Linked DNA regions of Homo sapiens: regions 1, 3, 4, 5, 6 and 7 are each linked to region 2. The links are chromatin loops, found by intact Hi-C in ENCODE. Cell type or tissue: HepG2. All regions are shown on one strand. Links, peaks and the distances in the headings refer to the core of each region. The heading gives the core; the rest is flanking DNA.

What was found. Peaks named below come from ENCODE experiments on the same cell type or tissue, not always from the same donor. Only the 100,000 strongest peaks of a DNase experiment are listed, where the experiment ranks them.
Region 1: a loop joins it to region 2, with 6 times the contacts of the local background. A loop is called at or near these places in 9 of 110 quality-filtered maps.
Region 3: it touches region 2 in a loop (2.8-fold over the local background); 8 of 110 quality-filtered maps call a loop at or near these places.
Region 4: it touches region 2 in a loop (2.5-fold over the local background); 7 of 110 quality-filtered maps call a loop at or near these places.
Region 5: a loop joins it to region 2, with 16 times the contacts of the local background. A loop is called at or near these places in 2 of 110 quality-filtered maps.
Region 6: it touches region 2 in a loop (3-fold over the local background); 5 of 110 quality-filtered maps call a loop at or near these places.
Region 7: it touches region 2 in a loop (2.5-fold over the local background); 3 of 110 quality-filtered maps call a loop at or near these places.

The regions. Positions count from the first base shown.
Region 1 is chr3:197,456,497-197,460,855 of GRCh38, reverse strand. It overlaps LOC105374308 (a long non-coding RNA gene), which reads left to right and starts at 2,568. Exons shown (of 5, transcript NR_189108.1): 1 at 2,568-2,671; 2 at 3,073-3,228. In HepG2, for the core only: a CTCF peak has its summit at 2,362; DNase peaks (open chromatin) are centred at 2,345, 3,105 and 4,165; H3K4me3 peaks cover 2,057 bases.
Region 2 is chr3:197,368,333-197,372,691 of GRCh38, reverse strand. No RefSeq gene overlaps it. Among named protein-coding and RNA genes, the nearest start is that of DLG1, 72 kb to the right of the region's middle. In HepG2, for the core only: no CTCF peak of the experiment used is centred there; DNase peaks (open chromatin) are centred at 501, 1,781 and 2,131; H3K4me3 peaks cover 771 bases.
Region 3 is chr3:197,499,849-197,504,207 of GRCh38, reverse strand. No RefSeq gene overlaps it. Among named protein-coding and RNA genes, the nearest start is that of LINC02012, 7.6 kb to the left of the region's middle. RefSeq lists a silencer at 1,754-1,917. In HepG2, for the core only: CTCF peaks have their summits at 1,680 (motif pointing left) and 2,084 (motif pointing right); DNase peaks (open chromatin) are centred at 1,068, 1,692, 2,107 and 2,447; H3K4me3 peaks cover 2,007 bases.
Region 4 is chr3:197,313,774-197,318,132 of GRCh38, reverse strand. No RefSeq gene overlaps it. Among named protein-coding and RNA genes, the nearest start is that of DLG1, 17 kb to the right of the region's middle. In HepG2, for the core only: a CTCF peak has its summit at 1,797; a DNase peak (open chromatin) is centred at 1,872.
Region 5 is chr3:197,273,234-197,277,592 of GRCh38, reverse strand. All of the region lies in intron 4 of DLG1 (discs large MAGUK scaffold protein 1), which reads left to right. Among named protein-coding and RNA genes, the nearest start is that of MIR4797, 19 kb to the left of the region's middle. In HepG2, for the core only: a CTCF peak has its summit at 564 (motif pointing left); no DNase peak of the experiment used is centred there.
Region 6 is chr3:197,259,782-197,264,140 of GRCh38, reverse strand. All of the region lies in intron 4 of DLG1 (discs large MAGUK scaffold protein 1), which reads left to right. Among named protein-coding and RNA genes, the nearest start is that of MIR4797, 32 kb to the left of the region's middle. In HepG2, for the core only: no CTCF peak of the experiment used is centred there; no DNase peak of the experiment used is centred there.
Region 7 is chr3:197,420,501-197,424,859 of GRCh38, reverse strand. LOC105374308 (a long non-coding RNA gene) reads left to right here. Exons shown (of 5, transcript NR_189108.1): 4 at 3,782-3,880. Among named protein-coding and RNA genes, the nearest start is that of LINC02012, 87 kb to the left of the region's middle. In HepG2, for the core only: no CTCF peak of the experiment used is centred there; a DNase peak (open chromatin) is centred at 2,149; H3K4me3 peaks cover 722 bases.

The DNA.
Region 1 (4,359 bases), core at 241-4,240, 88 kb before region 2:
AACTTTATTCGATGACCTAGCGATTCAAGGGTCATCCTTCTGAACATCCATTGTTCTTTCATAAACGTGTAATGGGGTTGGACTGCACCGGCCATGTGTGGACTCCAGGGGAGTCCCTGGAAGCTGCTGGTATTTTGTTGTTTTAAAAAATAAACCCTTGATTTGTTTTTGATTTCTTATTAAGGTCTTCTTCCTAAAAATAGTACAAAAAAATTCCAGTCACCTGAGAAACTAAATTATTTTGTGCTCATGAATTGAGGGTTTTTATTTTTTGGCTGAAATTGTTCCAGCATTTTCTTTTTGAGGTAAAATAGACATCTAAAATTTACCATGTTTACTATTTTTAAGGGTACTGTTCAGTGGTAATACATTTACATTCTTTTTGTCCCCTTCATCCTCCCCCTCCCTCTACTCTTCCCTGCCGCTGGTAACCACCATTCTCTTTTCTACCTTCATGAGATCTGCTTTTGGAGCTCCCACAGTTCTACTGTTTTCTAAAGGATTCTGCCATTGGAAACTGCTTGGTTTCAGGAGAGCACTCCCACCACAGTCAGGCCTCTCAGGAGAGTAGCGTCCATCACGGCTCCAATTATATAGAGACATGAACACCTGGTTCTGCTCCGGGTGAGGTTTTTCCTCCTGACCGCACCCCTCCTGACCACACACCTCCTGACCACACCCGTCCTCACTGCATCCCTACTAACCGCATCCCCTCCCGACCGCATCCCTACTAACCGCATCCCTCCTGACCGCACCCCTACTAACTGAATCCCTCCTGACCACATCCCTACTAACTGCATCCCCTCCTGACTGCATCCCTCCCGACCGCACCCCTACTAACTGCATCCCTCCCGACCGCATCCCTACTAACTGCATCCCCTCCCGACCGCATCCCTACTAACTGCATCCCCTCCCGACCGCATCCCTACTAACTGCATCCCCTCCCGACCGCATCCCTACTAACTGCATCCCCTCCTGACCACATCCCTACTAACTGCATCCCCTCCCGACCACATCCCTACTAACCGCATCCCCTCCCGACCGCATCCCTACTAACCGCATCCCCTCCTGACCACATCCCTACTAACCGCATCCCCTCCCGACCGCATCCCTACTAACTGCATCCCTCCCGACCACATCCCTACTAACTGCATCCCCTCCCGACCACATCCCTACTAACTGCATCCCTCCCGACCACATCCCTACTAACTGCATCCCTCCCGACCACATCCCTACTAACTGCATCCCTCCCGACCACATCCCTACTAACTGCATCCCTCCCGACCACATCCCTACTAACTGCATCCCTCCTGACCGCATCCCTACTAACTGCATCCCTCCCGACCACATCCCTACTAACTGCATCCCCTCCTGACCACATCCCTCCTGACCACACCCGTCCTCACTGCATCCCTACTAACTGCATCCCCTCCCGACTGCATCCCCACTAACTACATCCCCTCCTGACCACATCCCTCCTGACCGCACCCCTCCTGACCCCAATCCCTACTCACAGCCTCCAAGGCTACCAGGTGCTGTTCACATGTGGCCAGCACTGTTGGTGGAAGGCGCCACACCCAGTAATCCAGGTGTCGTCCTCCCGTCCAGGTCCAGCGGCCTCTTCCTGCTTCTGCAAGCCTAGTTTTTTCTAGTCTTTGGGAGAGGAAAGTCTCGTTTTGCAAGCACACTGCCTGGCCTTTGTGTCTAGCCCTGGCTCTGTGGGTTCTGTGAGTGTTTGTTTCTGACCAGTCTGGACTGGGGTGCCCTTCGGTGCCAGCAAGAGAGCAGCGTGCAAGGGAAATACACAGATCAACCCTTGGAGCTGTAATCTTGTCTGAATCCTGTCTGTTGTCTTGCCTACTATGTGAGATAGAAATGAAGATGGAAAAGGGTAACCCTCAGGGCAGCCCTGCACAGAAACCCCTTCCCAGAGGGCCACGGCTGAGGCACCACTCCCAGGACAGCTGGGCCTTGAGCTCCATTTGGTCTTTTCTTCCTGGGGAAAAAAGGCCCTGTGTGGCTGTTTGTCCATAATGTTAAAGAGAGCCTCTTGGGGGCCCTGGATGTAAAGGTAGAGGTTCTGAGTTTAGGACCCTGCAAATTGCCCCAATGGGAAGCCTGCTAGGAAGAAGAGTGGTTACCAGAGCCCAAATGCAGGCAGGCCAACCCCCTTCAAGGGACCCCCCGCAATGAGAAAAGGGGAACCCATCACAATGGCAGCCGTTCTCCACCTCACCAAGGCCTCTGAGGACAAGCGGGAGAGGAGGGGAGCCTGGTCTAACTGTGAGGAAAGAGCAAAGTACAAATGCTTGCCTTCAACGTGCCATGCTTTCTTTCTCCAGCAGGTGGTCTGGGCGCTGGCGCAGTCACCCGGCAGAGAGTGCTGCTCAGCCTTAGGGTGCCCGTGTGCAGGAGAGACAAAGCTTTTGTGCAGAATCTCAGCCTTAGGGTGCCTGTGTGCAGGAGAGACAAAGCTTTTGTGCAGAATGCCCCACCCTCGGCACTTGACAGGGTGAGTGGAGGGCATGTGGTATTTCAGCCTCCACCCAGCTGCTGAACAGACAGGCACACACTGAACAGCCTCACCCGCCACAGCCTTGCTCTCAAGCGTTCTGCTTTCCTGCATCAGCAGAAATAAGGGGACCAATTTATCATACCTGCTGGGTGCCAGGTACTTTATATATTATCTCCTCTTTTTTTTTTTTTTTTTTTTGAGATGGAGGTTTGCTCTTGTCACCCAGGCTGGAGTGCAATGGCATGATCTCAGCTCACTGCAACCTCCGCCTCCCAGGTTCAAGTGATTCTCCTGCCTCAACCCCCCAGGTAGCTGGGATTACGGGCATGCACCACCACGCCCAGATAATTTTGTATTTTTAGTAGAGACGGGGTTTCTCTATGTTGGTCAGGCTGGTCTCAAACTCCCGACCTCAGGGTTCGACCTCAGGTGATTTGCCTGCCTCGGCCTCCCAAGGTGCTGGGATTACAGGTGTGAGCCACCATGCCTGGCCTATATTATCTCCTTTAATCACCCCAACAACCATGTGAAGTGGGATTTTTATCTCCATTTTACAGATGACGTAACTACGGCTTTGGGATGTTACGCAACGAGTAAGGCCTTGTGAGTCTTCACAGAAAGGGACTGGCCTGGAGGCTCCGAGCGGTCAGCTAGTTCCCGTCACTGTTCTCCCCGGGAAGCTGTGGATGGGCAGTGACCCAGGCAGGGAAAGGGTAAGAATCGCTGCTTGAGGACCCAAGAGGCTTCACCTCCCTCCTCAGACAGGAACCCGGGAAAGGGCTTTGCCCGGGAAGGTCTATGATAGGGATTCTCACAGTGAGACAGGACCAGCATCTCCTGAGACAAACTACTGCTCTTGAATTTGAAAAGAATTCTCAAGTCTGCGTCTCATCTCTAATTCTTTCTACCACTGTGTCTTTTTCCCAGTTGGCATTGGCAGCCACGAAACAGCTTGAGGGGCCAGGCGCGGCGGCTCACGCCTGTAATCCCAGCACTTTGGGAGGCCAAGGTGGGCGGCTCACCTGAGGTTGGGAGTTTGAGACCAGCCTGACCAACATGCAGAAACTCCGTCTCTACTAAAAAAAAAAAAAAAAAAATACAAATTAGCCAGGTGTGGTGGTGCATGCCTGTAATCCCAGCTACTCGGGAGGCTGAGGCAGGAGAATCACTTGAACCCAGGGGGCGAAGGTTGCAGTGAGCCAAGATTGCACCACTGCACTCCAGCCTGGACAACAAGACCGAAACTCCATCTCAAACAAAACGAAACGAAACGAAACAAAACAAAACAAAACAAAAACAGCTTGAGGACCAGATAGGGCATCAAAAGCGGAGAAAGCTGGGGAACTCTGTGTCCTCTGAATCCAGTTCAGATGGAAAGGAAGCCCCAGAGGGAGGACAGGTGGGGGCAGCTGGAAAGACAAGACCAGGCTCCCCTTCTTGGGTGTGGAGGGAGACAGTGGTCGGGACCCCCAGAGAGGGCAGAGCACCGGGCTGGCCGGTGGGGTGGGGTTCCCCGCAGGAGGCCTGTGCCGCCGGCTGTGTGGCCTGCGGAGGAGCCTGCCGAGCCTGCCGAGCCCCGCATCCGGTGGGAAGTAGGAGTCTGGCACTTCCGGCTCGGGCTGCTGCAGCGGTTCCGGGCATCTGCGCTATTAGAATTCTCCCGGCTCGCGGCGGCCGCAGGAATCCAGTCACGTGGTAGACGTGGTGCCTGGGAGCCGGGGTCAGCGAGCGCTCAGTCTGAGAGAAAACGTGTTCCTTCCCCCTGAGACGTGTCCCGTGCCGGGCGATGGCTCGCGGCAAACCTCCGCTCCCACAGGGAAGGAGCCCTGTGAGGCCTGGCCTGG
Region 2 (4,359 bases), core at 206-4,205:
CACTCTATCCAAGGTGTAACTGTTCAAAGAAATCTCAGAATCCACAGTTGCTGACCTTTTCCTGAAATGTGTTGCTAATCGAGCCCGCAGAGCAAGTTTCTGTGCCTAGTTACCTTTGCCATTGCCTAACCTCCCTCACCTCTGGGTTTGCGGTGTGAGAAAGGAATGTGTTTCCTAGAAGCAAAGAATGGCAGAGCCTAGGGGTTTGGGGAGGGAGGACTTCAAAATATGGAAACCATCTGGTTCCACTCCCTTCTTTTACAGACTAGAAAATGAAGGCCAGGAAGGGGCATGTCCTGCCCAGTGTCATCTCGGGAGCCACTGGGAACAGAGTCCAGAGCTCCAGCCTCCTGGCCTGTCTTTTGATGCTCACTCTGAGGCATTCAGCTGTTTCCTCCTTCAAGAAAAGCCAGCCCCTCCCGAACCTCTTACTGACAGCTGTGTGCCAAGAGTTTCTAATTCTTATGACAACACAGCATAGGAATTGGGCGTGTTTGGTTTTCTTATGTACAGAAGCATAAAAAAGATCAAAGCACTTACAGTTTGATGATGTTCCTAAATGCAAGTTCAAATTGCTGAGTTAAACAGCCAGCAATTCTTTTAGAGCCTTTCCGGAGCAATTACTCAAGATGGAATTAAACTGTATTTGCCTTTGATTCCTTCTCATCCCTCCCTCTGCCTGAAAGGGGGAGAAGCAGGACCCAACAAAGAAAATCTTGAGAGACAGTTGTTAATTGCAGATTTTTACCTGCCTGATGTTCTTTGGCTTTGCACATTAATTAAATCAAGACCAGGTGTCTTGCAGATGGGTTAGCTGCTGGCTATGGTATGAGATTAATAGATCCCAGCAAATGGGTAAGGGAAAAAGCTCTTGAGTTTTATGGGTCATTGATGCTGCTTCTCTCAGCAGAAATTACCGCAGAGAGAGAAAGAACTCCTTGAGCTTAAGTGGCCTAGTTCATTAGAGAGCTTCCACAGCTGCTCACATGTTAATCACCTCCAGAGCCCAGAGAACAGGCAGATCCCCTCTACAGTAGACCTGAATAAGCCATCAGATCTGAAGGAAGTCAGACCTCAAATGATTGATTATTCTAAAGGAAATTGCTTCAGGATTTGAAGGTTTGTGACCTGGGCCAGAGGCTGCCGACAGGACCCTAAGCAGCAGCTGGGAGTCAGTGGCGTGACCAGATGCTAGTCCCCTGTCTACCAACCCTTCCTCTGCGATAACTTTCCTACCACTGCCAAAGCTGAGAAAGGGGTGATAGAAACAGAACCAGGCTTTTCTTGAGACAGAGTTTTGCTCTTGTTGCCCAGGCTGGAGTGCAATGGCGTGATCTCACCTCACTGCAACCTCCACCTCCTAGGTTCAAGCGATTCTCCTACATCAGCCTCCTGAGTAGCTGGGATTACAGGCATGCACCACCACGCCCAGCTAATTTTTTGTATTTTTAGTAGAGAAGGGGTTTCTCCATGTTGGTCAGGCTGGTCTCAAACTCCCGACCTCAGGTGATCCACCCACCTCAGCCTCCCAAAGTGCTGGGATTACAGGCATGAGCCACGTGCCCGGCCAAAACCAGGCTTTAGAAGGTGCTCTGGCAGTTTAGAACACAGTTCTGCTCCTACAGGCCAGGGCCCTCGCTCTTATCCCAATAAGAAGGACTTTGTATTCGAACACGGAGTGATGCCCCCATCCCAGCTCTCTCGTGGCTTAGGGTGTCCAATTCCATTGGCAAGGCCAGGTCAGGTTTCTGTCTGGGGGATCCAGGGTCAGTACTGAGGCCAGGATGAAGCAAGGGTAGGGGGACGCTGGGGCAGAGGGAAACAAAGGTCACTTCTTATTTACAAAGGACACATTTGTTCTAGCGTGTCAAGCCCTGGGCTTATGCACAGTACTGGACCATTCACTGGAGCCCTGAGCTCACACTAACAAACTGAGCGGTTCCAAATGCTTCTCAAAGGTCTGCCTTCCATGGTGACAATTCTGATTCACCATGGCTGGGATGGATTTCTGGGTGAGACAGATGATGAGCAACCAGGAGCCATGCAAGGCCCCCCGAGTCTCACCCACATGCTATTTGGAGGCAGGCACACACACTTTTTCTTTGAGACTGCAACAGACCGTGAACACACATTGGTTTGTGTAACTTGAATTCCTTTCTAAAGAACCCTGGACCTAGTCCACCCTCCCCTACAGTCAGTAAACCAAAATGTCATGGCTTTGGAGAGCTGGTAGAAATGACGAAGCTGCATCTGGCAGCTAATAGTCATGTCATGTCGTTCTCATCCCAGAAACCAGCAAAGTGGTTAAGGTAGTAATTTAATCTGCTCATTTTTTGGTTTTCTGCCAACTCTTTTCCCAAACCGATTCCCCAGCTGGTCCCTTGGCCCCATGAAACTTTCATCTGTGCTCTTCAGATGGCTTCCAAAGTAGAGGGACTCATAGCTGGGGTTACTTCTAAAAACTGGGCCCAGGGGCCAGGCACGGTGGCTCCTTTAACACTAGTGCTTTGGGAGGCCAAGGCGGGCAGATGGCTTGAGCCCAGGAGTTTGAGACCAGCCTGGGCAACATGGTGAAACCCCATCTCTACAAAAAATAAAAAATTAGCAGGGCACAGTGGTGCCAGCTACTCAGAGGCTGAGGTGGGTGGGAGGATCACTTGAGCCTAGGAGGTCAAGGTTGCAGGGAGCTGTGATCATGCCACTGCACTTCAGCTTGTGCGACAGAGTGAGATCCTGTCAGAAAGAAAGAAAAAGGAAGGGAAGGATGGATGGGGAAAGGGGAGGGGAAGGGAAGCGGGGAGAGAAGGGGGAGGGGGGTGGGAAGGGAAGGGAAGGGAAGGGAAGGGAAGGGAAGGGAAGGGAAGGGAAGGGAAGGGAAGGGAAGGGAAGGGAAGGGAAAGGAAAAGAAGAAAAAGAAAAATTGGGCCCAGGGAAGGGACCTACCTGGAGAGGAGAGTGGAGCAGGGCCAGGGCTGGACGAGGCAGTGAGGCATCTAACCTCAATAGGTAAGGAGGTGATCTCAAGGTCCCATGACCACAGCACTTACATGACCTTGACAGTAAGTGCATCTGTCAATTTTGCATCCTAGGTGCCTCACTTGCCTCACCCTCATGTTTGCCCTGGTGTGGAGGATATTTCTTTTTTTTTTTTTTTTTTTTTTTTGAGATGGAGTCTCGCTCTGTCACCCAGGCTGGAGTGCAGTGGCACGATCTCGGCTCACTGCAAGCTCCACCTCCTGGGTTCACGCCATTCTCCCACCTCAGTCTCCCCAGTAGCTGGGGCTACAGGCGCCCATCACCATGCCCAGCTAATTTTGCTTTTGTGTTTTTAGTAGAGACAGGGTTTCACCGTGTTAGCCAGGATGGTCTCAATTTCCTGACTAGTGATCCACCTGCCTCGGCCTCCCAAAGTGCTGGGATTACAGGCGTGAGCCACTACACCCAGCCGGTTTGGAGGATATTTCTATTCCTGAAGGAAGTAGTTCACTTCACTGGTGTGTAAGCCCTGGGTAGCTTTCTAAAAAGATACCAGTGCCAGGCCAATTCCATCCAAACCTTTAGGCATGGAGCCTGGGCATCTGGGACTCATCCACAGGGGAGTCAACTGTGCAGCTGGGTTTACCAGCTTCTAGCCCAAGGGCTTGCTCTGGGCCACAGGTAATAGATGGATGTTCTGCTGCCGTCTGGCCAGGGCTCAGTTGTCTCTGACTTGTCTCCTTCAGGATTTTCTCTGTGCCCCACAGGTCCCGAGGTCTGGCTGAACTTCCATACAGACTTACTCAGGCCGTCTGCTCTTGGCTACAATACCAGGCACAAACCTCTCCCCCAACTCCCAAGATACCAGCCGGGCTGTCAGCTAAGTTCCATATCAGCCTCTAGAGTATGCAGAGACTTCCCATGGTATATGCTGCATTTTCTTTGATGTGGCCACAGATACCCCCAAATACCTTGGCAAATAGACCAAATATCCTTTGCAAATAATACCCCAAATACCCGAGAACAGAGTGCTCCCCTCAACTTATTGAACACATCTCCTCCCAGACTGGAACCCAGGAAGACCCGTGCTCATCTGAATGCCCACCTCCCCCTTTCCCACCATCCTTGGAAATAAAAGAGCTGCCTCCCCCTCCCCCTTCCTGCCTTGCAGGGATCTCCCATACACAAAACTCTGTGATCTAATCCTCCAGGCTTCTAGAAAATCCCCTCTCCTTAGCACTTGGCTTTTGAGCCTATTGTCATGTTTGGGATTCACGAAAATTTAATTCGACAGTGAAACCTCAGCAATGGCAGATTTGAGCTCCTTCCCTGAAGCATTGAAACCCCCTGAATGGGAAGCCCCAGAGCAACAAGATGTATAGG
Region 3 (4,359 bases), core at 148-4,147, 130 kb before region 2:
GCTCTCCAGCCCAGCGCCTGGCACAACGCGGGGACTCAGTAGGTGCCCCGGCTGCTGCAGTCACCGCCTAAAAAATTCTTTCCCGTCCCCACCCCAGCCTTTCTGAGAAATGCAGACACTGTAGCCCAAGGGTGTTCTAGAGGCACAGACAGAAATGGGGACCCACTCAGGGTTGAACCACAGCAGCCAGAGCCCACTTTCAGGCTCATCCTAGAGGCCTAGGGCAGAGGAGGGCACTGCCTTCTGCAGGCCCCCTTCCTGACTGCTAAGTGCAGAACAGACTCCACAGCCCTGCATCACCACCTGACTGGAAATCCCTGAAGATTTCCTGAGTGGATTAAGAAATTATTCGCCAGAAGGCCTTAAGCCTAAAAGCCTAGACAAGTCCATCCTAGACAAAGAAGGGGTTTTTTGTTTTTCTTTTTTCTGGAATACAAACCCTCAAAATCATCCAGGAGGATCAGCCCATTCATTCATTCAGCTTAGGGGAGGGGAATGGACCAGTTCTTCCTGCCCTGGTTATCTGTGTTTGGGATCTTCATTTATTTATTTTGAGACGGAGTCTTGTTCTTGTTGCCCAGGCTGGAGTGCAGTGGCACGATCTCTGCTCACTGCAAGCTCCACCTCCTGGGTTCAAGCAATTCTCTGCCTCAGCCTCCCAAGTAGCTGGGATTACAGGTGCCTGCCACCATGCCTGGCTAATTTTTTGTATTTTTAGTAGAGACGACGTTTCACCATCTTGATCAGGCTGGTCTTGAACTCCTGACCTCGTGAACCACCCGCCTCGGCCTCCCAAAGTGCTGGGATTACAGGTGTGAGCCACCGCGCCCGGCCTGGACTCTTTCTGTTAGCACTCAGTTTGTCCTACCCAGGCCCTGGCTTCCTGTGTTTTCTCTTTAAGCATTCAGGGTTGAGAGTGATCTATAATCAGGCTGCAGGATATCTATGGTAAGATTTGATTCCCAGCCTGAAGGAGTTCCCAGTCCTGTGGGGCTGAGGGCGTGAGGGGGTGGAGCAGATAGGACGCACCAACCTGGAGAGCTGTCACTCAGGACAGCCTGGGCTATAGTGGATGTATGAGCAAAGTTCATGGCAGCCCAGGAAGGAGCAGGAAATTCTCACTGGGGAGGTAACGGATGCTCCCTAAAGGAGGTTGTGTTTCAGCTGGGACTTGACAAGTGAAGAGGGTTTTGACAGATAGAAACAGGAGGTGGGGCACCTGACGGGACATTTCCCAGCTAGCAGAGCAGGATGAGAATGGCTTAGCACCTCAGGGGGATGGACTCTGAAAGGAAAGTGGATAATTTGGGGAGGCTTGAAGAACTCCAGCCCCTGGGAAGAAAGGGCTGTTAGGAGTGCCCCATCCCCCAGGACATTGTTCAGACAGCTCTGTCCTGTCAGAACCAGATCACTCTAAGCTGGACTGTGAAAGCCGTCCAGCCCCTTGGATCCTAAACGCACCGCACATGAATCTCCTGGGAAACTGGTTCAAAAACAGAACCAGTAAGTCTTGAGTGGAGCCCAGGAAACTTATATCTAAAAAGCGACTCAAGGCACAGCAAGGAAAAGGGGGGTCAGAGAAGACGGGGATGCTGCATCCCGAGTTAGTGACAGACCTGGGGCTAGGCCTGGGAGAGGGAGAGCTGGAGCACCTGTGGCTGTGGTTTTTTCTGTCCCCTGGTGGCTACTAGGAGTGAAACTCCGGGAGCAGAAAGGGCCGGAGGGCTTGTTTCAGAAGTGCCAGTGTGGGGAGATGCAGGCAAGTTTTCCTCCCCTTCTCAGAGACATCAGGACAGAGAGGAGACAGGTGTGCTGGGAGCCTGGCAAAGGCCAGATGGCCTGCTCGAGTGTTCTCATTAACAGGATGAAGAAGGGCGGAGCCCCCAGTGCAGATCCTTCCAGTTAGGCACTTGGATTGTGGCACTGGCTGGTGGCCCGGCCTTCCCACAATTTGTAGTTGTGTGTCCTGCAGTGGGCGACTCCACCAGGCTGTGCCAAGCCTGCCAGCTTGCTGTGCCCTCTGCCCCTCGGAGCTGCAGCTTTGCTCACTGTCCTCTCCTTGGCCAGGAGGGGGCAGTCAGCTGCCTCTCTAGTATCCCTCCTGCCTTTAGTGTTGAGGCTGGGACGCGTCAGGGAGGTGATTAAACAGGGCAGGGCTTTCTCAGACCCATGGCAAGAGGCCTAAGTTTCGGTTCCAGTTCCATGTTCTCAGTTGCAGACTGAGCCACTGGGGGTGGCTGAGGAGAAGCAGCATGCCCCCATCCCGGTTTTCTAGTGCTCAGGTACTTGGCTTCCAGGTGCCTAGCTAGCCTAGACAAGCTGGGACTTGGGGGCAGAGATTGCTGCATGTTCCTGATAATTCATTTTCCCCTTCTATAGGGATAGATCCACCAATGTTCAGCTGAGCACATGGCTGCCATAATAAAGACTACATTTCCCCAGATTCCCTTGCAGCTAGGGGGTAGTCATGTGACTATGTTCTGGCCAATGGGATGTAAGCAGAAATGGTGGTACAACAGTTTCCAGGAACCTTCCTTAAGGGGAGCTTATATGCATCTCCTTTGGCTCCTTCGGCACTTCATCCTGCAGCCTGGAACTTGGGATGCTGCCATCTTGGGCCATAAAGTCAAGATATTTATGACATTGCAACAAGATAGTGTTTGGATCCCAGACACTGGGGAACCACATTCCACCTTTGACCCCTCATTCAGATTTTATGTGAGAAGAAATAAACTTCCACCTTTTCTGCATTATTACAGTTTTGGAATTATTTCCTTGTATGCAAAGCAAATCCTAACTGAACCCCTAGTCCAGTTGGACAGGAGATGAGGAAGCCATCGCATACACATGGGGGCAGGAAGCCACATCTGATCCTAAGTAATAAGCATTTATTAAGTGCTTCCTACACGCCAGGCCTTGGGTTAAGCATGTTATATGCATTATCCCATTTGATTCTCCCAGTGATACTATAAGGCAAGATTTATAATCCCAATTTTATAGATAACTAAAATGAAGCTTAGGTTTAAATATCTTTCCTAGTTAGAAAGTGACAGGATTCAGAACCAGACTGTCTCTAACTGCTGGGTGCAAGCACTTACTGTTCCTCAGGCAATGAAGAGGGCTCCTGCCATGCTGGCCACAGCCTCCCTGACATCACCTGGGCTATGAAGAGGCAGCTCCTCTTTGATTGAAAGGAGAGATTCATGAGGTTGGGACTGAGCCAAAATTGAACACAAAACAGGCTGAGACAATAGGCAACCAAACTCTCATCCTTATTCTCTGAACAAAATTCTTAAACTTGAAATATTTTAGAGGGCTATTTCTCCTCCTTCTCCTTCTTCTTCTTATTTTTGAGATGGAGTCTTGCTCTGTCACCCAGGGTGGAGTGCAGTGGCCCAATCTCAGCTCACTCTAAACTTTGCCTCCTGGGTTCATGCGATTCTCCTGCCTCAGCCTCCTGAGTAGCTGGGATTACAGGCACGTGCCACCACACTTGGCTATTTTTTTTTTTTTTTGTATTTTTAGTAGAGACAGTGTTTCACCATGTTGGCCAGGTTGGTCTCGAACTCCTGACCTCAGGTGATCTGCCTGCCTCGGCCTCCCAAAGTGTTGGGATTATAGGTGTGAGCCACCATGCCTGGCCTAGTTCTTTTTTTTTTTTTGGAGATGGAGTCTCACTCTGTCACCCAGGCTGGAGTGCAGTGGTGTGATCTCGGTTCAAGAGATTCTCCTGCCTTAGCCTCCCGAGTAGCTGAAATTACAGGTGCCTGCCACCACACCAGGATAATTTTTACATTTTTAGTAGAGACGGGGTTTCACCATGTTGACCAGGCTGGTCTTGAACTCCTGACCTCAGGTGACCCACCTGCCTCGGCCTCCCAAAGTGCTGGGATTACAAGTGTGAGCCACCATGCCTGGCTTAGTTCTTCTTAATGAAAGTGTCCTCTCAGAAGCATCCCCAGTGAGACCACCTCCCGTTTAGTGGCTGAGCTAAGAAGACTCAAGACTCCTCTTCTTCCACCTCCTCCCTCTATCCCCACCTTCCTTTCTCTCTCCCTCTTCCTCCTCTCCTCACTCCTCCTGTTCCTGAGGATCATGGAGGTGGTACCAGAGGCTCCTTACGCAGCATGGCCTACCACCAAGTGGGCTTTTGTTAATCTGTTTAGCTTCAAAGATATCCATGAAGCAGCAACCACTAAATGTCCAAGAAATAATGGATTCCATCTGGGCAGCCAGGAAGCCTTGTTACTATTCCCTCTTCTACTACCAACTGGCCACATCGTCCAGGCAGCAAACGCCTTATCCTTTCTGGGCCTCACTCTCCTCATTGGAAAACAATAGTAATAATAATAACAGCAA
Region 4 (4,359 bases), core at 288-4,287, 55 kb after region 2:
GAAGAAATAACTAGGGAGACTTAAAAAATATTTGAACTGAACGATATGAGCCTACACTTTACTAGAGAAGCCTCTAATTACCTTCTTTAATCAGCCGAGGGATCAGAGAAGGCTATTTTCTCTCTTAACTTGTTCACTAGCCCATTTCATGTACCCTTCTCCCCAGGATAAAACAGAGGAACAGTGTTACTTAGGTCCTTAACACCTAGTAGTAAGGATTACTATGTATCAGGCAGTGAGCCTGCGCCAGGTACAGTGCTAATTACTTTACCGACATTATCTCATCCAATCCTCACAACATTCCACTGAGATGGGAGGTCTTGTTACACATTTTGCAGGTAAGGAAATGGAAGTGCAGAGAGGTTGACTTGTTCAGATCACAAAATTAGTATCCTGGTGCCAACATTCCAGTCCAAGCAGGATGACGCCGGAGCCCACACGTTTGACACCATGCCATACCAGCACCACAAAGGGCATCGCACAATTCTAGGGGAAAGAAGGAGGGCTATTTATATTTTATGTACTAGGTTTTGGCTACAAAATTCCCTCTTATTAAATCATAGTTTTAGCTACTTTCCAAAAACCACGACTACCTCTTTCTGGTTTGAAAAAGAAGCTTGGAAAAGTCTCCACTATGCTTACTTACTACAAGACCTCAAGGACTGGTTAAGATGAGTCATCCGCAGCTTGAAAAGCAATGTACTTGGAACTAGAAGACACTGATTATCAGCTCTGTTGCCTCAGGCAAGTCACTTCTCTGGGCCTCGATTTCTTCATGTGTAAACCAGGGAAAACAATAACTAACTATAAGGAATATGTAAGAAAACATAAGTGGAAGTGGTTTGTAATCTGAAAAATAATATATGAATTTGAAGGAACTTTTTATGTTTACTGAGGGAGGACCATTTAAAAATGGATTTGATATTACTTATATTAATTTAAAATTTAAGCAGCAAGATCTGATCATTCACTGTGTTTACTGTCAATGATGACTTATATAACACTTTCACTTCTGAATAAGAATTTTGGTATAAAGATTTATTTTCTTTGAGGGTAAAGTTTAAAAAGACTAGAGAGTACTTAAGCTGCCAGCCTTTGCCCTGCTTATACAGAGTGCTGGCAACAGAGGCTGATGCTTCATAAAAATAAACCTTTAGAAGTTTGTACATATACCATAACACTATGCATCAATATTTTTAAAATGTACACCTCTTAATCCAGTAATTTCACTTCCAAGAATTCATCTTATGGATAAACATTTGTTTATCTAGCATGGTTTTTCATAATGGAAATCTGGAAGCAACCAATTTAATAAGTATGGCCATTTGATAAAACACTCTATGGATGATAAAAAAACTATTCTGTAAAAGATTGGTTTCTTATTTACCTGAGAAATTATTAATTTGGGGAAAATAAGTACTAAAAAGCAAAGTTTTAAAAGGAGGCTACAAAAATAGAATGACCATCAGCAATTGATCCAGCAATTTCACTTCTGGGTGTATACCCAAAAGAATTAAAGGTAGGGTCTTGAGGAGATAATTTGTCCACACATGTTTATAGCAACCAACAATAAAAACAACCCAAATGTCCATCCATAGATGAATGGATGAACAAAATGAGGTACATACATACAATGGAATTTAATTCAGCCTTATAAAGGAAGGAAATTCTGATACGTGCTACCACATGGTTGGACCTTGAGAACATTATGCTAAGTGAAATAAGCCAGCTACAAAGAAGACAAATACCGTATTAGTCCACGTGCATGAGGCATCTAGAGCAGTGGAATTCCTAGAGGCGGAAGGTAGAACAGCGATCGCTCGCAGCGGGGAGAGGGAGGAATGCAGAGACACTGTTTAATGTGTGTACAGGTTCAGTTTTGCAAGATGAAAGAGCTCTGGGGATCGGGTGCACAACAATGGGAATGTACATAACACTGCTGAACTGTACACTTAAAGATGGGTAAGGCCCAGCGCGGTGGCTCACGCCTTTAATCCCAGCACTTTGGGAGGCCGAGGCAGGTGGATCATGAGGTCAGGAGTTCAAGACCAGCCTGGCCAAGATGGTGAAACCCCATCTCTACTAAAAGTACAAAAATTAGCCAGGCATGGTGGCAGGCACCTGTAATCCCAACTACTCAGGAGGCTGAGGCAGGAGAATCTCTTGAACTCGGGGGGGCAGAGGTTGCAGTGAGCTGAGATCACGCCAGTGCAGCACTCCAGCTGGGGTGACAGTGAGATTCTGTCTCAGAATAAAAAAAAAAAGGGTAAGATGGTGTATTTTATATCTATTTTACTATAATTTAAATTTTTTTTAATTTACAAAGATAATGAAGAGTTAATGAGGCAGATAGGAAGGAGTGTTTTAGGCCCCCCAAAAAATGATGTTAAAAAATATGGCAGCACGGAAGAGCATGGTACATTCCGGGAACTGGATAGGAGTTTTTACGGCTGGATGTGCCAGACAAGATTGGGACTTTATCTAGAGAAGCAGCATTGAGTTGATTTGCTTAAGGTCACTCATGAAATTGTGGGCAGAACACCGACAGGATCACTCAGACCTGATTCCCAGCTTGGAAGGTGTATGTCTGTGTAGACATGTGATGTATGTTTAACAATCATCATAAATGGGAAACATCTAAATAAAACGCCGGTATCACAACATTTAACATTTGACGCATTAACTGAGTTGTAACATACATCTTCCCGGGGGTAAATATCCCTTGTATAGATCCTTAATTTTCTGTCATTATCATGCACCAAGCCTTTTTGAAGCTATAAAATAAATGTAAATTCCTTAAAAAAAGCAGACTACAAAATAACATGTATGATACTATTTTTCTAAGAAACATATATATATATATATGCATGGAAAATACTAGACATATCTACAGCAAATGTTAGTTGGCTGTTATCTTTGGCTTGTGTGAGTTTGGTTAATTTTTTTTTTCTTAGTGCTTTTCTGTTTTCTAATGTTTCTTCACTGAGCACATAAACTAGAAGAAAATATTAAAGAAAAAGGAATTCTTAGGTGCACCCCATAAAATGGCAGATCTTTAAAGAATGCTTTGGTAATGGTGTCAATCACTTCTTTTGATTCCAAGAAGTAATAATCCTCATATAGGTGAGCTTGGATCTGCAGAAGGAGCTGGAAATGTCAAGAGAGTGGCTGTTAACCAGGAGAGCCCCAGTCCTTACTACCACCTTCTTCCCTCTCTTTTTCTCTTCCTCACTGTGCCATCCATCCCTGTTAGTCTCCTTCTCAACTAGGGTGACTTTCTAGTAACCCAACACTTGTTTGATGGGCTCGCTCCCCAGACAGCCTTATGCCAAGGTGTTTAAATACCCTAGGAGCAGTATGCTGGGAACTGGAAGGTTTCTCATGAATGGGGCCATCTTAGAGAACTAAATTCAGCTTAGAATTCACTGTTTTACAAAATGAGGTCATTTTGCCTCAAAGAAATACAAAAAAAACCCTCAGAGACTATCACCAATACTTCTATGCACACAAACCAGAAAGCCTAGAAGAAATGGATAAATTCCTGGAAACATACAACCTCCCAAGATTAAGCTAGGAAGACATTGAAACCCTGAACATAATAAGTTCTGAAACTGAATCAGTAATAAAAAGCCTACCAACCATAAAAAGCTCTGGACCAGATGGATTCACAGCCAAATTCTACCAGACATATAAAGAAGAGCTGGTACCAATCCTACTGAAACTATTCCAAAAAATTTAGGAGGAGGAACTCCTCCCTAATTCATTCTATGAGGCCAATGTTATTCTGATACCAAAACCTGGCAGGGACACAACAAAAAAAGAAAGCATCAATATCCCTGATGAACAGAGATGCAAAAATCATCAACAAAATACTAGCAAACTGAATCCAGCAACACATCAAAAAGCTAATCTACCACAATCGAGTAGGCTTTATTCCTGGGATGCAAGGTTCATTCAACACATGCAAATCAATAAATGTGATTAGAACCAGAAATAAAGCTGCACACCTACAACCATCTGATCTTTGACAAAGTCAGCAAAAACAAGCAATGGGAAAAGGATTCTCTATTCTATAAATGGTGCTAGGGTAACTGGCTAGCTATATGCAGAAGATTGCAACTGGACTCTTTCCTTTCACCATATACAAAAATCAACTTAAGATGGATTAAAGACTTAAGTGTAAAACCTAAAACTATAAAACCGTAGAAGAAAACCTAGGAAATACCACTCTGGACATAGGCACTGACAAGATTTCATGATGAAGATGCCAAAAGCAATTGCAACGAGAACAAAAATTGACAAATGGGACCTAATTAAACAAAAAAGCTTCTGCACAGCAAAACAAACTACCAACAGAGT
Region 5 (4,359 bases), core at 269-4,268, 95 kb after region 2:
CAGGCAGGTGAATCACCTGAGGTCAGGAGTTCAAGACCAGCCTGAGCAACATGGCAAAACCCCGCCTCTACTAAAAATACAAAAATTAGCCAGGTGTGGTGGTGCGTGCCTGTGGTTCCAGCTGCTTGGGAGGCAGAGACGTGAGAATCGCATGAACCTAGGAAGCGGAGGTTGCCAAAGAACCCAGGAAGGCAAGATCGTACCACTGCACTCCAGCCTGGGTGACAGGGTGAGACTCCCTCTGGAAAAAAAGGCAAGATGAAAGAGTAGGAGGAATTTCCTGATTTAATGGGACATTTCAGTAGAAAAGGATGCACCCTACTCCTAACATCACAATACATTTCAACTAGACTAGAGATTCAAAGGTTAAAAAAAAAAAAACCATAAAAGTAAGATTTTGGGGCTGGGCGCAGTGGCTCATGCCTGTAATTCCAGCACTTTGGGAGGCCAAGCTGGGCAGATCGCTTAAGCTCAGAAGTTCGAAACCAGCCTGGGAAACATGGTGAAACTCCATCTCTACAAAAAATGCAAAAATTAGCTGGGTGTAGTGGCTCCCTCCTGTGGTCCCAGCTACTCAGGAGGCTGAGGTGGGAAGATCGCTTGAGTCCTGGAGGTCAAGGCTGGAGTGAGCCAAGATCGTACCACCGCACTCCAGCCTGGGCGACAGAGCGAGACCCTGTCTCCAAACAAGAAAAAAAAAGTTAAAAATTAAAAAAAATAAAAATTTTGATTTTTAATAAGGAAGGCTTTTCTAACCATGACCAAAAAACACCACAAAAATTAAAAGGTTAAAAATGCTGCTGACTTTATAGAATTTCTTTGTGGACTTTGACTTCAAATTTTGATTGTAGAACTTCTGAATCTTGAAAGATATAATACAAAGATAAATTATATATTAGGATGAAAATTTGTCACATATATGAAAAAGGATTAATTTTAATTTCCAGTCCTTTCAACTTAAGAAACTTCTTATAGAAACTAAGAAAAAGGCCCGTGTTCAATAGGAAACTGACTTAACAGTGTGAGTATTGTAGTTTGAAGAAGAAGAAATAAATGTGGGCCAATAAGCCTATGAAGAAATGCTCAGCCACACTTAAAAATGCAAATTACATTGACAGCAAGGATATTTTTAACAAATTTGATTGTCAGAGATTAAATAAATAGGAGGAAACAGAAGCTCCTGTACAGTTAGTAAGGGAGAATACAGTAGTGCAACTAATTTGAAAGACAACTTTATATTCGTATCGTTTGATCCAGCATATGCTCCAGATTCACCACAGATTATTGAAGGTATTTGTACAGGGATGCTCACTGCAGCCTTAATTAGTAGAAACCAACAAGGGATATAAAAGATTATCGGTAAGAGATCGGATAAACACATTATGGTAGAGCCATTTAATGCAAGATAAAGTAGCAGGCAAAATATATTCTGTGTATCCATTATGTGTTATTAAATGAGTGAAAGCAGGTTACATGTCAGGAGGCATAGTATGACTGTGTGTGAAAAGAAAACCATGAGGTTAGGCATGTCTGGAAGAATATACACATAGTCTGCTTTCAATAGTACTCTTTTAAAATTGATAAATAATTATACATATTTATATGGTGCTTGTGGTATTTTGATACATGCATACCATGTTTAATGATCAAATCAGGGTAATTGGGATATCCATCATCTCAAGCATTTATCATTTCTTTGTGTTGAGAATATTCCAGATTTTCTCTTCTAGCTATTTTGAAATATACAATAAATTGTTGTTACCTATAGTCACCTACTGTGCTATTGAACACTTCTAATTGTATTTTTGTACCCATTAACCAACTTGTCTTCCTCCCCTCCTTCACTGTACCCTTCTCAGCCTCTGATAAACTACCATTCTACTCTCCAACTCCATGGGATCAGCTTTTTAGCTTCCACATATGAGTGACAACATGTGATATTTGCCTTTCTTTGTCTGGCTTATTTCTCATAAGATATCCTTCAGGCTCATCCATGATGCTGCAGATGACAGGACTTCATGCTGTGTTATGGCTAAATAATATTCTATTGTCTATATATGCTACATTTTATTTATCTATTCGTCTGTTGAGGGACACTTAGGCTAATTCCCTATCGTGGCAGTGGTGAATAGTGGTGCGATAAACATGGGCATGTAGATCTCTCTTTGATATACTGGTTTGTTTTCTTTTGGGTGTATACCTCGCAGTGAGAGTGCTGGATTAAATGGTGGTTGAGAAATGACCATGCTGTTTTCCGTAATAGCTGTACTAATTTATATTCCCATCAGCAGTGTACCAGAGTGTCCCTTTCTTTACATCCGTAGCCAGAATCTGTTATTTATGGTCTTTTTGATAATAGCCATATTAAGTGGGGTAAGAGAATATCTTTTTTCTTTTTTTTTTTTTTGAGACAGAGTCTTGCTCTGTCGCCCAGGCTGGGGTGCAGTGGCGTGATCTTTGCTCACTGCAAGCTCCACCTCCCAGGTCCAAGCAATTCTTCTGCCTCAGCCACCTGAGTAGCTGGGACTACAAGTGTGCTCTGCCATGCCCGGCTAATTTTTTAAATATTTTTAGTAGACACAGGGTTTCACTATGCTGGCTGAGCTGGTCTTGAAGTCCTGACCTCGTGATCTGCCTGCCTCGGCCTCCCATGTGCTGGGATTACAGGCGTGAGCCACCGTGCCCAGCTTATTATGGTTTTGATTTCCATTTCCCTGAGTATTATTAGTAATGTTGAACATTTTTTCATATACCAATTAACCATTTGTATGTCTTCTGAGAAATGTCTAATCTGATCATTTGTGCATTTCAAAATCAGATACTTGCTTTTTTGTTGCTCCTTATATATTCTGGTTATTAATACTTGTCAGATAAATTGCAGATATTTTCTCCCATTCTGTAAGTTGTTTCATCACTCTGTTGGTCGTTTCCTTTGCTGTACAGGATCTTTTTAGCTCGATGTTATCTCATTTACCTATTTTTGCTTTTGTTGCCTGTGCTTTTGAAGCATTACCTAAAAAATACTTGCCCTGACCAACATCCTGAAGCATTTCCCCAATGTTTTCGTATCGTATCGTGTCGTGTCGTGTCGTGTCGTATTGTATCTTTTCAGGTCTTAGATTTAAGTCTTTAATCTATTTTGATTTGTTTTTTGTTACGTTTTCATATTGTGAGTAATGGGAGTCTAGATTCATTCTACATATGGATATCCAGATTTTCCCAGCACCATTTATCGAAGAGACTGTCCTTTTCCCATTGTGTGTTTTTGGCTTCTTTTTCAAAAATGAGTTGGCTTAAATGTGTGGATTTATTTCTGTGTTCTCTGTTGTGTTCCGTTGGTCTGTGTGTGTTTTTACATCAGTACCATGCTCACTTGGTGACTGTAGCTTTGTAGTAGGTCAGGTAATGTGATGCCTCCAGTTTTATTATTTCTGCTCAGGATTGTTCTGGGTATTCGGAGTGTTTTATGATTGTATATGAATTTTAGGCTTGTTTTTTCTATTTCTATGAAGAATGTCACTGGTATTTTATTAGGGATTGCATTGAATCTGTATATTGCTTTGGTTAGTATGGACATTTTAACAATATTAGTTTTTCCAATCTATGAACATGGGATATCTTTCCATTTTTTTTGTGTCCTCTTCACTTTGTCTTAGCAGTGTTCTAGAGTTTTCATTGTTGAGATCTTTTACTACTTTGGTTAAATTTATTCCTAGGTTTGTTTTGGTTTTTTTTTTTTTTTTGGTAGCTATTATAAATGTGATTGTATTCCTGATTTCTTTTTTGGATTGTTTGGTGTTGGTCTATAGAAATACTACTGATTTTTTTATGTTAATTTTTGCATACAGCTTTTTAAAAGTTGTGCCTGTTATTTACAAGTCCCCCCTTTCAGCCCTTCAGTGTTTATCTTATTGGGAGGGGAGTTTTCTGACTGAATGGTGTTAAGGGATACTTTTCCCTTTCTCTTTGACCTTGTGGTTTAATATTTTAAAATAAGCCATCTGCTTTAATTTGAGTGGAGTTTTAGGAGGCAGTAGAGTTAAAAGTATATATTCAGCCGGGTGCGGTGGCTCACGCCTGTAATCCCAGCACTTTGGGAGGCAGAGGCGGGCAGATCACTTGAGGTCAGGAGTTCGAAACCAGCCTGGCCAACATGGTGAAACCCCATCTCTGCTAAAAATACAAAAATTAGCCGGTTGTTGTGGCGGGCACCTGTAATCCCAGCTACTTGGGAGGCTGAGGCAGGAGGCCTGGGAAGCAGAGGTTGCAGTGAGCCGAGATCACATCACTGTCTTCCAGCCTGGCTGGCAGAGCAAGACACTGTCTCAAAAAAAAATAAAAATAAAAATAAAGAAAAAA
Region 6 (4,359 bases), core at 113-4,112, 110 kb after region 2:
AACTAAAATTTGTTCTTTGAAATGTGACTGGAATAATATATTAGACATACTATTTTAATGTGTTGTTAAGTAATTATATGTTAACTGATTAATTTGGATATTTGACTATTTCATCTTATTCTTACAGGTTTGTAATTGAGTTGGCAAACTTCTATTTTTACTGGGAAAATGGAATGTCTAATTTTCAGGATTGTTTCAGGCTGTTTTCAATTTTGTAATCACCTATAGTTTAAATATTAGAAAGGCCACTCATTAATTCAGCAAACATTGTGGTCACCCTGCTATCCCCCAAGATGATGGGGATAAAGTGGTAGGTATTTGAGACATTTCTTTTCTTTTTTTTCTTTTTCTTTTGAGATGGAGTCCCACTTTGTCGCCCAGCCTGGAGTGCAGTGGTGAGATCTCGGCTCACTGCAGTGTCCACCTCCTGTGTTCAAGTGATTCTCCCACCTCAGCCTCCCGAGTAGCTGGGATTACAGGCATGCGCCACCACGCCTGGCTAATTTTTGTATTTGTAGTAGAGATGGGATTTCACCATGTTGGCCAGGCTGGTCTCGAACTCCGGACCTCAAGTGATTCTCCCACCTTGGCCTCCCAAAGTGCTGGGATTACAGGTGTGAGCTACCATGCCCAGCCTCATGAGACATTCTTGAGTCTTGTCCTGTTGGACCTTAGAATCCAACGGATTTAAAAACTGAAACATAGGCATGGTATAAATTCAAGGACTCTTAGGAGTCATTGAGTTTTTTTATTTTACAAAAGAGGAAGTTGAGACCCTCCTCCCACCCCCCCGAAGAAAATGACTGCTTAAGTTACACAGGCTGAATGATATTTCTAACTTGCCGTAGTGATTTTCAGCCTTTTCTATTATGAAGTCTGCCAAACTTAGGGATGCCTGCCCTCTCTGGGCTAGACTACTCTAGATGTGATAAAAATTTCACAAGAGAAACTTCAGAATACTAAGAGAGCAACCAGGTAAAGGGTTTTACATACCTCCTTATTTTTCTTCGCAAAATGCAATGCCTAGTCAGTACTTAGATATCACTTCCATTGTTTTCAGTATTCTGCTTAAAAATGATAAACTTTATTTAGGGAGTTATGAGCCTTGAGCCTTATATGAGCTTTACTCTTTCATGTTGGGAGCAAATGATAATTGCAGGGGTGGGGTGGGGAAAAGGGAGTACTCAACAGAGCATGTAATTTCCAGGCTATATCCTGCATGGGATAAGGGATGTGTTGGCCCATGATGACATTTACATAGCTACATACATATGTATTTAGGTCTGAGAGGAGAAAAACCATTTTTTCCCTCTGCTCTCAACACAGCACACTTCTGTGCTGACTAGATGTGTGAGGAGGTTTTTGGTGAAGCTTTTCCAGTGGACACCTACTGGGTGTCCTATAATTCAATTCTGACACTATCTGCTTGGAGGTAGTAGTAGTCTCTACGTAAATACAGTTCTGGCAGTGTCTACTTGGAGATAGTAGTAGTCTCTGAAGTATAGTGTCAGATCCCACAGGTTGGGGGCTCAGCCCCACAAGACTGCCCCCATTTAGATGGAAATAGTAGATTGTGACCTATGCTTCTGACTGACTAGTTTTAAATTGGGGTTCACACAACCCCTTCCTTGGGTTTGGTTAATTTGCTAGGATGGCTTACAGAACTCAGGGAAATGCGTTTACTAGTTTATTATAAAAGATGTTATAAAGGATACAGATGAACAGCCAGAAAAAGAGATACATAGGGCAAGGTCTGGAAGGGTCCCAAGTGCAGGAGCTTCTATCCTGGTAGAGTTGGAGTCCTCAGCCTTCCCAGCTTGCCTTTGCCAACCCAAAAGCACATCACATGTTGTTAAGAGTTTTTATAGAGCTTGATCTCCAGCCCCCAACCCCTGCCCCTTTCCTGGAGGTTGGTGGGTGGAGCTGAAAGTTCCAGCCCTCTAACCCTCTAATCCTCTAATCCCGTGGTCTTTCTGGTGATGAGCCTCATCCTGAGGCTTTCTAGGGGTCTCACTTTAAGTTACCTCATTAGCATTAGCTGTGATCCAAAGGGCTTGTCATGAACAAAAGAAGACCTTCCCATTACTTAGGAATTTCCAAGAGTTTTAGGCACTCTGACAGAAACAAAGACCGAATATATTTCATATTATACCACAATAGATCTATAGCTGTAGCTGGCATTTACTGAGCACTGTTGCACTATTTATTGCCACTATTGACCTAACAAGTCAGCATTATTCTAAGTGCCCTGTGTATATTATTTAATCCTCACACAACAGCCCCATTAGATAAAGTAAGGTAAAGTCCCATTGGGCCTGTCTCAAGTATACCCTGTTAGGCTTTAAATAAAAGGCTGTAATTTGATACATACTAATAATAGTAATAACAACATTGATAATGCTTACTATTTGATAGGTTCTACCAAATGGTATCTATGTATTAACTCCTTTTCATAACGCTTAACAGTGAAATGTGGTTTAGTCTGAAAGTTGTTAGTGCAGTCCATGTGTATTTGAAATGTTAGGAGGAGGAATGGGGTATAAGAGGCAAGTAGGAACAGTTCAGTTGTTTGAACTTGAGGTCATTCATAATATCTGTAAACTGTGAGGAAACTTTGTGGACAAAAATTGCAGATAATACTCTTCCTTATTATGCATTAAAAATTTGTTAGAAAATTTCTTGGATTTTAAAGGTTTTTACAGACAGGATCTCACCCTGTTGCCCAGGCTGGAGTGCAGTGCTGCAATTACAGCTCACTGCATCCTCAAACTCCTGGGCTCAAGCCATTGTCCAGTTTCAGCCTCCCAAGTAGCTAGGACTACAGGCGCAGGCCACCACATGTAGCTAACTTCACTATGGCATTTGTATAGGGGAGTGTGGCTGGAAGCTTATGATACTGAAAGCCAGTTGCATATCCCTCTGCCATGTCCCCTGTGTCTGTTAGCCTATCTAGCTCCAGTCCTAATGATCTTGGAGACAGGACATGAATTCACAAAGTTAGTTGACTTAAAAACAAAGACTTCTTGAGGAGTTTGAAAGGTTACATAGTTGTAACTATCTTTTTGTGGTGGTTTTTTTTGGTGTGTGGGGGATCAGTGAAATGGATTTAGTAAGGCAGTAAAGTTAAAATTTGCCTTTGTTGGTAAAATGTTATTTATTCACTTTTTTAGCAAAGAAAAAAAGGCAAGTTTTAGAGATAATATTTTAAATTATTGTATTTTGTTTTTCCTGCTCCCCTTCTCAAAAAACCACATGGAATATTCCATTCATTACTGCTCGAGAAAGTCATTACTTTGCAGGCTGCAGTTGCTGAAATGGTTTAGTGGAAGAAATGTTTGCTTGCATATTTTTAGTGATTTTTTTTTTTTTTTTTTTTTTTTTTTTTTTTTTGGTGGTTGTCATTTGAGTATCCAAACTGTAGCTAACGAGGAGAAGCAGATTTAAATTTATATCGGGGGAACCTCTTTGTGGAGCATTTCATCAGATGACTTCCTGTCAACCTCATATCTTGAAAAGAGGGATTAATGAAACAGCATCTGAAGAAGCAGTGGACTCTTGTGGAATAAACCCTGACATCTTCCACAGTGTTTTGTGGGATAATTTCAAGTTCTTCAGATACAGATTACATAAAGAAGATTGTAGGGCACGTGACAGACTCTGGTTTCTTGTATTTTAGATAGTAGAAAAATTGCTACCTCTAAGAATGGATCCTGGAGAGATCTAGTTACAGTTATAACTTCTTCATTTATGGTTTTATCTCACAGCTTTATTTATTTTTATTTACATGTTTTGTTCAACTAGGCAACTTAAAATAGTTTTGCTTTATGTATAAAATATTGTAATGGTAGAGTAATGGATTGCCTGTGCATTGTAACCACAAAGGTAAGATATAATATGCTTTTCTGTATTTCATTGTTAGTGACAGATGTGAGAGACCCTTTGTTCAGTGTCTTTTAAAAATAAGGTGTAACCATTGTTATAGATTTGAAAATAGATGTGTGAATCCATGTGATGCTTAGTTTATATCCTTTAGAAAGGGCGGTATTTTGAAATGTGTTTTAGATAGCCAAAAGCGTGTTGCACAGATGTTTTTTCCCTGAGATTTACAGGAAGCCTTTCTCCCAGCAGCAAGGGTCTGTAAAGTCCTGATTATATTTAAATCTTCTCAGTGTATTCTCAGAGCTACTCTTCTCCCCTTTGTGTCCCAACATGCCATGCTAGTTGAAAGTATAACTCGTTTTGAGAGCATTTTCTGGACTCTTCCATCTATTATAATTATAGTTAATTTTTTGTTTTTTTAGGAAGAGGAAAATAGTCAAGTGCTGATTGTGTTGCCTTTAGAAAGATGTTGATGTGGAT
Region 7 (4,359 bases), core at 147-4,146, 52 kb before region 2:
TGCTCTCCCAGGGGAGTGCACTTAGCTCTGGAAATCTTAGCTTACAGAGGTCACTCCCATCTTTTCCAGATTCCCCCTTTTTCGTAGACTAACGATTTTTTTGGAGGGTACCAGGCACTTGTGCTTAGCCAGCAAGGAGTGGGGTGGAGTGGGTGGGAGGTGTGGGACTCATCTCAATAAAGCAGAGGCTGAGGACAGTGGAAATGAGGGCAGGATTCAAAGGAAGCAGCCCATCGAAGACACAGTGGATGAGCTCTACAAGGCTAGAGACACAGAGGCCCGGGGGCTCACACCCACCGCTAAGACTGAAGGAAGCGTATTCTGATAGGGACTAAGAGTACAATACGCGTGCATGTGTGTGTGCAGACACACCCCATCAGATAGTGCCCTCTGAATCTAGCTCAGGCTAGAAACCCAGACAGGATAGAGGCATTGGGTGGGGTGTTTGGTAAATTGCGCCCACTCGGTCACCGTAGGGACTAAGACTTGTTACATTAACAAGGAAATAGGGCAATTAGGCTACGACTTAGGGCAATGCTGCAAGGAAAAAGTGCAGAAGTGCGGACAGCTCTTTGTTTGTTTGTTTGTTTTTTGAGATGGAGTCTCCCTCTGTCGCTCTGTCGCCCAGGCTGGAGTGCAGTGGCTCGATCTCGGCTCACTGCAATCTCCACCTCCTGGGTTCAAGTGATTCTCCTGCCCCATCGTCCCAAGTAGCTGGGATTACAGGCGCGCCACCATGCCTGGCTAATTTTTGTGATGGGGTTTCACTCTTGTCGCCCAAGCTGGAGTGCCATGGCACGATCTTGGCTCACTGCAACCTCCGCCTCCTGGGTTCAAGTGATTCTCCTGCCTCAGCCTCCCGACACCTGCCTAGTTTTTGTATTTTTAGTAGAGACGGGTTTTCGACGTGTTGTCCAGGCTGGTCACAGTCAGCTCTTTGCCTGTATAGATTCACCCCATCCTCCTACTCCCATCTCCGGCCACCTCCATTGCCTCCTGCACTGAAAGAGGACTAGGGCAACAGGGACTCCATCTCCTCCAGCTTCTGACTGGATTCAGCCAATGAAGAGCCTTAGCAAATCAGGGGGAAGGAGAAAAGGGACTCCAGGGTGCTTATTTCCCTGGCTGCATTCCTATGCCCGTGCCCTGGGCTGGTCGTTTTCTTCCTTTAAGTGCCCCCCAGCTCCGCACAGCTGCCTCTCTTTCCTGGTTCTGGGAGCCCATCCCTCCTCGGGTCCTGAGCACAGCTGCCTCTCTTTCCTAGTTCTGGGAGCCCATCCCTCCTCGGGTCCTGAGCACAGCTGCCTCTCTTTCCTGGTTCTGGGAGCCCATCCCTCCTCGGGTCCTAAGCACAGCTGCCTCGCTTTCCTGGTTCTGGGAGCCCATCCCTCCTCGGGTCCCTTAGGACTTAGGGATGGTCATAGGTCTGCCGCCGCCAGCCCTGAGGTTCTGAGCTATTTTTTTCGTTCTCCTACACTCCAACCTTAAGTTTATTATTAGTTAGCTTTTTATAAATAAAACCTCCCTGAGTTACCCTAACTTGACAGTGCCATTTGTCTCCTGTTGGGATCCTGACTGATACAGATATAATTGTATTTCAATATGATTACTGTTTTGTTTTTAAAAATACTGTTGGGAGGGCTGGGCGCTGTGGCTCATGCCTGTAATCCCAGCACTTTGGGAGGCTGAGGCAGGCGGATCACTTGAGGTCAGGAGTTCAAGACCAGCCTGGCCAATATGGCAAAATTCCATCTCTACTAAAATTACAAAAATTAGCTGGGCGTGGTGGCAGGTGCCTGTAATCCCAGCTACTCAGGAGGCGGACACAGGAGAATCACTTGAACCTGGGAGGTGGAGGTTGCAGTGAGCCAAGATTGCGCTATTGCCCTCAAGCCTGGGCAACAGAGTGAGACTCTGTCCAGCCCCCCCAAAAAAATTTAAAAAATACTGTTGGGAGTTCTGCTAAGCTGGGAGAGAGAGCTGAGCTGTCAGGTGTCAGAGTAGCCCATCACAGCAAGAATGAGCCAAAAAAAAAAAAGTAACAGTGCAGCCTTTAATCACTTGCTATAACAGTGTTAATATAAACAGGAGGCTAAAGCCAGAGAAGCCGCTGGCTCTCCTGTTTCATTTTCCCCATGAAACAGTGCACCGTTCAAGGGTCAGGTGGATCCGTGCAGATGTGGCGGACATTGCACTGTTGAGGGAGCCCCCAACCAAAGGCTCCAGCAGTTTTATGGACCCTGGGGTCGGGGTGTGGGGTAGAGTGGAAAAATCCTGGGTGCTGATTCAGAGTGGGGAAGCATGTCTTCAGGGTTCGCCCTCCTCCCCCTGGTAAAGAGGCCTCGGAAGAGGCACCTGAAAAAAAACCTCAGCCGAAGGCCTCAGAGAAAGAGATTTAGGAATGAAGACACTGGGCTAGGAATGCAAATATGTGAAGAGCATAGCATAGCAGGGCTGAGTCCTTAACTCCCCTCAGAGCCTCCTGTGTGCTGGCTGGGCACCAGGTCTGGTGTGGGGAGGGGAGCTTCCCCAGGAGGGCTGCCAGGTCAAGCCTCTGCCATTGCTTGCAGTCAGACCTGAAAAATCACACATAGGTGTTTGACCAGGAGCCAGACTCGTCAAATACATACACCCCACAATGGAGCAGGTGCGCCAGAATGTTATCCGTGGTTTCTCTTGGTCAGGGCCGTCCAACAGACATGTGATGTGAGTCATATATATGATTTTACGGTTTTTAGTAGCTTCTGAAAACAGTAAAAAGGAACAGGTCAAATTAATTTTAATAATATATTTGTTGGCTGGATGGGTGCAGTGACTCACACCTGTAATCCCAGCACTTTGGGAGGCCGAGGACGGGTGAATCATCTGAGGTCAGGAGTTTGAGACCGCGTGACCAACGTGGCGAAACCCTGTCTCTACTAAAGATACAAAAATTAGCTGGGTGTGGTGGCGGATGCCTGTAATCCCAGCTACTCGGGAGTCTGAGGTAGGAGAATTGCTTGAACCTGGGAGGCAGATGTTGCAGTGAGCCAAGATCATGCCACTGGACTCTAAAAAAAAAAAAAAATTATGTATTGTCCAATATATCCAGAATGTTATCATCTCAGGCATGTAATGAGTATTTTTGAAAGTATTAATGAGATATTTTACATTTTTTGAACTAAATCTTCCACTCCGGTGTATATTTTATACTTACAGTGCATCTCCGTTCAGATCAGCCGCATTTCCAATGCTCGGGAGCAGCGCATGCTTACTTGCTACCGTGTCAGAGGCGGCACTGGGCTAGGCGATGGGTGGGCTTATGAATTCTTAAAACATATATTTCCACGTTTTCTACCATAAATGTGCATTTTACATTTTATTTAGAAAATTATAGTCTATAAATATAATCTTATCTAGGTTTTGTTTATTTTCTATTTTATTTTAGTAGAAATTTCCTCTTTAAAATCCGGGCTTTGTCTGCATCTGTGGTGGTCTAAGAATAAAAGGGGCTACTTCCTTTTTGAGAGAGTGAGCCCAGAAAGCATCGACTGGGCAAGGACTACACTCGGCTCAACTTTGGAACCTCAGGAAGAGGTCCTCGTGGTGGCAGACAGAGGGGACTGCACCAGGGTGGACACCTGGGTGGGAACCTGGGCGGGCCGAGGCCTCCTCTCTGCCTGGTGCGGCTTCCTGCATAGGTCTGACCACCACTCAGACCAAAGCCACCCCGCCCCAGAACTGGGGTCTGACCAGACATCTCTCACTGGCCCCCACTTACAAATATGCAACTCTTTCTTAGCAGCTGCATGTCTTCAAGGAATGATGGGACACTATGTTTAAGCTCCAGAAATCGAAGCAGGACTCAAAGAAGCAGGCCAGTTCTGCTCTGCCCCCAAAGGTGAGTGCTTACTCTTTACTGCTGCATTTTGGAACAGTAAAAAAATAATCGTTTACAGCAGAGCATCAGAGAATGCACAGTCCAAGGCTTATAGGAAATACTTGCAGGTTGGTTAGCTGGTTGGCTAGTTGGTTGGTTGGGAAACATCTGCTGTGGGAAGGTAGAAGAGAATTGGCCCTGTGGCTAGAGACAGCTTGGAAATGGAAAGAACCCTGAACTGGGCTCAGGACCAGGTCCCCTGACCTCTCTATGTGACCTTGAGCAATGCACTTCCCTACCTGGGACGTCATGTTCCTCCACAGACAGGGGATTAAATAGGTATCACGAGATAACTTCTGAGACCCATTGCGGTGAAAGCATTTTGTGATTTTTGCCTCTGGAGGAAGTATTGAAAAGTCAGACAGTCCAAAGATGAATTTTAAAATGACTTCCAAGTCTGATTCCTGGGACAGTTGGGGCCAGAAGAGGAGAACAACCTG